2 separate regions of the Homo sapiens genome follow, and region 1 is linked to region 2. The links are chromatin loops, found by intact Hi-C in ENCODE. Cell type or tissue: CD14-positive monocyte. All regions are shown on one strand. Each heading gives the region's core, and the rest is flanking DNA. Links, peaks and the distances in the headings are about the cores only. Region 1 has its middle 4.0 kb from the start of RANBP9. Region 2 overlaps GFOD1 (Gfo/Idh/MocA-like oxidoreductase domain containing 1).

What was found. A loop is a pair of places that touch in the nucleus more often than their neighbours do. Peaks named below come from ENCODE experiments on the same cell type or tissue, not always from the same donor. Only the 100,000 strongest peaks of a DNase experiment are listed, where the experiment ranks them.
Region 1: a loop joins it to region 2, with 2.9 times the contacts of the local background. A loop is called at or near these places in 2 of 110 quality-filtered maps.

Annotation. Positions count from the first base shown.
Region 1 is chr6:13,714,414-13,717,324 of GRCh38, reverse strand. No RefSeq gene overlaps it. Among named protein-coding and RNA genes, the nearest start is that of RANBP9, 4.0 kb to the right of the region's middle. RefSeq lists an enhancer at 1,434-1,728. In CD14-positive monocyte, for the core only: no CTCF peak of the experiment used is centred there; a DNase peak (open chromatin) is centred at 1,584; H3K27ac peaks cover 349 bases.
Region 2 is chr6:13,413,105-13,416,015 of GRCh38, reverse strand. The region is part of intron 1 of GFOD1 (Gfo/Idh/MocA-like oxidoreductase domain containing 1); the gene reads left to right. Among named protein-coding and RNA genes, the nearest start is that of GFOD1-AS1, 72 kb to the left of the region's middle. In CD14-positive monocyte, for the core only: no CTCF peak of the experiment used is centred there; a DNase peak (open chromatin) is centred at 1,685; H3K27ac peaks cover 837 bases.

The DNA.
Region 1 (2,911 bases), core at 292-2,791, 300 kb before region 2:
GACACAGCACTGATTGGTGCATTTACAAACCTTGAGCTAGACACGGTGCTGATTGGTGTGTATACAATCCTCCAGCTAGACATAAAAGTTCTTCAAATCCCAGCTAGACTCAGAGACTCCGCTGGCTTCACCTGGTGGATCCCGCACCCACGCCAAAGGCGAAGCTGCCCGTCAGTCCCGCATCGGGCACCCGTACTCCTCAGCCCTTGAGCAGTCGGGACGGGGTGCCACGGAGCAAGGGGCGGCGCTTGTCGGAGAGGCTTCGGGCAGTGCAGGAGCCCATGGCGGTGGGGAGGCTCGGGCATGGCGGGCTGGCAGGTCCAGAGCCCTGCCCCGCGGAGAGGCAGCTGAGGCCCGGTGAGAATCCCAGCGCAGCGCCGGCAGGCCGGCACTGCTGGGGGACCCGGCGCACCCTCTGCAGCTGCTGGCACGTGTGCTAAGCCCGTCACTGCCTGAGGCCGGCGGTGCCAGGCGGCCGCTCCGAGTGCGGGGCCTGCTGAGCCCCTGCCCACCCGGAACTTGCCCTGGCCCGCGAGCGCCGCGCACAGCCCCGGTTTCCGCCCGCAGCTCTTCCTTCACGCCTCCCCACAAGCAGAGGGAGCCGGCTCCAGTCTCGGCCAGTCCAGAGAGGGGCTCCTACAGTGCAGCGGCGGGCTGAAGGGCTCCTCAAGCGCGGCCAGTGTGGGTGCCGAGGCCGAGGAGGCACCCAGAGTGAGCGAGGGCTCCCAACATGCTGTCATCTCTCAAAACCGTATCACTTTCCAACTAGACTGTTCACCGAAGAAGTAGATTCCATACTGCTGTTTTTCTTTGTAATCTGTCTTGCCTCTTTTCTTCATTCCCTGCCTAGAGAAGACAGGACCCAGGGTTCCAACATAACAGGTGCTTCATAAATGCTGACTGAGAACTTTCCCAAACTTGGACCCTTTATTGCTATAGTTTACTAACATTGTTCAGCCATTTGTCATCCATTTGAATTTGCCACACTACGTGCAGAAATATGCTTACTCCATTCGTGTGGCATCAGGCTGCCTCGGACACTGGAGTGCAGCACGCATTGTGGGTAATAAAATGAATTTGTTGACTCCTAGGATTTCATTGCTAGTGACTTGGCTTTCATTTTTAGTGTTGAGAATGGTTTATAAGGAACGTTGATGTAATAGTCTGGAACAGGAATCACAAACTGAAGCCTGTAGGGCAAATCCAGGCTGCTCCCTATGTTTGTAAATAAAGTTTTGCGGGATCACAGCCATGCCCGTTTGTTTATGTATCATCTATGGTTACTTTCATTTACAATGGCAAAATTGAGTAGTTGCGACAGGTAACTATGTTCCGCAGAGCCTAAAATATTCACTATCTAACCTGTTACAGAAAAAGTTTGCTGATCCCTGGTCTAGAATCCATATTTGATGTGAATGTGGCAAGTGCAGTTCCCCAGGGTCACTGGAAGTTACAAGGACCCTGTATGAGTCAGTTTCCAAAGACGGCCTTCAATGATCCTCACCTTCTTGTGTTCATAGCCTTGTGTAATCCCCTCCCCTTGAATATGGGATGAAACTGATGACTCACTTCTAACAAACATATGGCAAAAGTGATGGGATGTCACTTCCGTGGTTGGGTTACAAAACACTGTAACTTTTGTCTTGCCACGATTGCCTTGGCTTGCATGCTTTCATGAAGCAAGCTGCCATGTTGAAGGTGCCCATGTGGCAAGGCATCATGGGCCACTTCTGGCCAATAGCCAACAAGAAACTGAATCCCTTAGTCCAGCAGCCCTCAAGGAACTGCATCAATGAGTGTGATAACCACATCAGTGAGTGTGAAAGTGGATTCTTCCCCAGTCAAGTCTTGAGATGACTGCAACCCCAACTGACACCTTTAATGCTCATGAGAGACCCTGAAGCAGAGGATCCAGTGAAGTTGTGCCAGATTCCTGACCCACAGAAAATGTGTGATAATAAACGTTATTTTAAGCCACTAAATTTGAGGATTATTTATTCTGCAGCCATAGATAACTAATCCAGACCCTAAAACCATACTATAGATCTTGGCACACATTGCCATAACATTTTCCAGTACTCAGAAGGATACTGTCATGGGCATTGACTGAAACAGGCTGGTCAGCATCTTACCTCTTTCCTAGTATCTTTCCTAGTATGGAAAATCCTCTACTGTGGGCACCAGTGGCCCTTTTCCACTAGGGCAATGTGTCCTAAACATTTTCATGTTATGCCATGCACAGAAAATAAGATGTGTATGGTACTCTGAATGCACAAGACTGCTCACTGTTGGAAGGGACCAGTTCTGGTGGCTGTAACCACTCAAGGCCCACCCTGAGCTGAAGTTATCAATAACGTAGCATCTCTGTAACCCAGTCACTGGATAACCTGGGAATCTCTGCTTGCTGGTGTATTCTGGCATGGGCACACAATCTAGGCTTGGTGACTTTGAAACTTGAGTGAGTGGTGTAAAGGCTGGAGGTCAGAGAGATAAGAGTCCAGGTGTTGAAGGTGACATCTGGCAGTGATTTCTGTGATCAGTGCTGGGGTCCAGGCCAGTCTATTTATGCAGCCTCTCCTCCTTTGGCCATTGTCAGTTTTCAGGCCTGCTTGTCCAGCCTTCTGGTCAATTCTGAGAACCATCTAATATCTTTCCAGTAAGTTCCTTTTTTGCTTAAGAGAGCCAGAATTGGTTCCTATTGTTCGATACTGAGAAACCCAGCAGATACAGATACTGGGTAATATTAGAGCAATACATGGTAAAGACTGAAAACATAGGTTCAAGAAGGGTGTGGATATGTTCATGGCTAATGGATTTTTACTATTTACATATCTATGTACAATTCTATTATTTTCATAATAAAAGTACATTACTTTTAATAATGCATTATAATTGTCCATTATGGAAACAT
Region 2 (2,911 bases), core at 232-2,731:
GACACATGGAGATTACAGTTTGAGATGAGATTTGGGTGGGGACACAGAGCCAAACCATATCACTCCCCAACTAGACCCTAAATTCCTCGAGGGATGGGACCACGTTTGTCTGTTACCACTGTGTGCCAGAAACATGGTTGATGCTAGAAAAATATGTCAATGTTCGTTTAATGAACGAATAGAAAACTAGACACCAGTCACCATAGCCATATAGATAATAATGGTGGTCAGTTAGGCGGATGGCCATCATGGCTCAAACTCTATGTGCTTCACATTCATGATCTCATTTAACCATTTCTACGTATCCATCTGATGAGTAAGTGGACCATTGAAGAGGTCAGCTTGCCCAGCTAGTGAATCCGGACACATAGAAGGTCTGCTGTCACTGGATGCCCTGTGGAACTTAACCCAAACATCCCCCTGACTCAGGACATGGGCAGATGCCTCCCCTTAAGGAAAAAATGAGAAGTAGGAAGGCTTCTGAAATCTGCAGCCACCCCCAGGTCTGGACCGTGCCCAGTAGCATCCACTTCTTCAGAGTTGTGTTGTGTTCTGAGCCGGAGAGGCCAAGGCAAGGTGGGTGGAGGAGGTGGGGGTGACTCAACGACCCCTTCTTCGCTCCCATAATGGCAGTGCCCTCCCTCAGAAGGGACATTGATGTTGAAAGGAAGGGGGCAGAAGGGCAGGCCAACTGGAAGGCAAAGAAAGACTGTGCTTCCCACAGGCAAGCACATTCTAGAACTGTCCCATGTGCTCAAGTTCTGGAAAGAGTGGAAGACGGGAGGGGATTGGCTTTAGGAGGACCTGAGAAAAGTTAGGTGTTGGTGTCTAGTCTGTGAGGAATATTTTAAGTGTCCTCCCCAGACAGGGCACGAGTGCTGGGGAGGAATCTGGATATAGCAGTGAAGGATGAAGAGGGGGTCCTGCCAGCAGGGAGTTGGGCTTGTGCCCTGCTGCTAGCTGTTCTGGGATATCATGGCTGATGTGCTTTCTCATTGGTGCCTAATTCCCTTCCCTGCTCGGATACTACAGTTGCTGTTCCCTGGCAGGAAAAGCAGGCCTCATTCTGTTTCTAGCCCTTGCATTTGTTGGGATTACAATGGCCTTTACTTTGAGTCACAGTCTCTTTTGACTTATGCCATGTTCATAGGATTCTAAGCCCTCCCCCACTACCACCCAAGAAAATCTAATTTAACATGAAAATTACTTTGAGCTACATAATCTGTCTTTGGACTCAGAGTGGATATTCTGATTCCTGCCATAAACAAAAGGGAACCCCTTTAGAAGTTTAGATTCAGGATAATAGCCAACATTTATCAAGCATTTCCTACATGCCAGCCACTGTGCTGACATTTTTCCCAACATGCCTATGATATGCATGCTGTTTATTGGTCTCCATTTTACAGATGGGGCTATGGAGGCACAGAGAGATCACATGAGGGACCTAGGTGGCCATGCCAGGAATTGAACCCAAGCAGAGTAGCTCTTGGACTAGATCTCATCAACTCTGTGCTGTGCTACATGCCTGGCCAGAGATAGCTGTATTCACCCTGGGCTACCAACCTAAGACAAACAGCTCAGCTTCTCAGCCTCTTAAGCCTCTGCTGGCTAGTTTTGTTCTGTTGGTTGGATTTGCAGGGCGCTGGCCGACTCTGCCCAGTGCTTCCGGCACTCACAGACCTGCGTCACAAGCCTGGCTCTCCTGCCAGTGTGACTGCACTGCCATCTCAAGTCATCTCCAAATATGTGCATCTTTTCTCGCCATCCACATTGCAAGATGCTAAGGAACAGGGCCCATGCTTTGTTTGTGTCCAGTTTCCCCAGGGTACCTAGCTTGTTAGTGGGTACTTATAAGTGGTTTAATGCCAGTTAGCCTGGCTGGGGAACACGATAGTCTCTGCTGAAGAGGCAGCCTACTAATAGTAGATAAAAACCTGCTTTTGATTGGTGTGAGCAAGCCCTTATCTGTTTTTAGAATAAACGTGATTTGCTTTGGCAACTGTAAAGCAGATGGAAAGCATCATCTGTAGAATCTAGAAACTGATTTCTGGGAGAGTCTTAGGGGCTTGGCCCTATTATGCATTCTATATTGGCCTCTTTATATCAGGCATCTCTGTGCTGCATAATTCCTAAGGTGACTCTTGGTCCCATTAACCTGTGCAAGGGACGGAACCAAACTAAGCTTTGAGATTGAACCTCGTTTGCTTGGTAGAGCCTTGGGGTCTTATCTGCCAAGCTGTTTGTTTGGCTTTGCTGTGGGCTGCTTTGCACACATGCTTGTTTGGACAAGGCAGCACAGGCTGTCCCATGGTCCAGGGGGTGGTAGCTGGGGCAGCCTTGGAGGGCAGGGTCAATTCTTGCTTCAGAGTGGTGCTTTTTTTCCCATCTTGGCCAGGGAATGCTCATACATTCTTTTCAGCCTGCCTCACTCTTGGCTTACCTTGGGTAAGGAGAGTACAGAGCTAAACTACAGCCAGCTGGAAGTTCCCTGCCCTTCTAGAGCTGAATGCCACTGTGGGGACCATTCATTAGAGAGGATCACGTTGGTTTTTCTTGGATCGGACCTCTTCTTTTGATTATCCTTTTGATGAGGCATGTGTGCTCATTACTTGTCATTGTGCATGCTGACTCCAGCTGTGCTGATGTGCCTTGGTGGCAGGAGAGAAAACTGGAGGCCAATGACAGGCTGAACAACCCTTCACAAGTGGGTGGCCTGCTCCCCATAGTGCCAGTCCCCAGGTAGATTTTTAAGACTGGCAGGTCACCTCCGTTCCTTCTTCCTGTCTCCCAGGAGAGTGTGGAAGGGTCAAGGCCCTGTGGGCAGATGCAGTGACAAATTGTGTGGCTGGTAACTGAAAAAAGAGGGCAAAACCTCAGGTACGAGTGGCCCCTCAGTCTAGGGTGCAGGCAC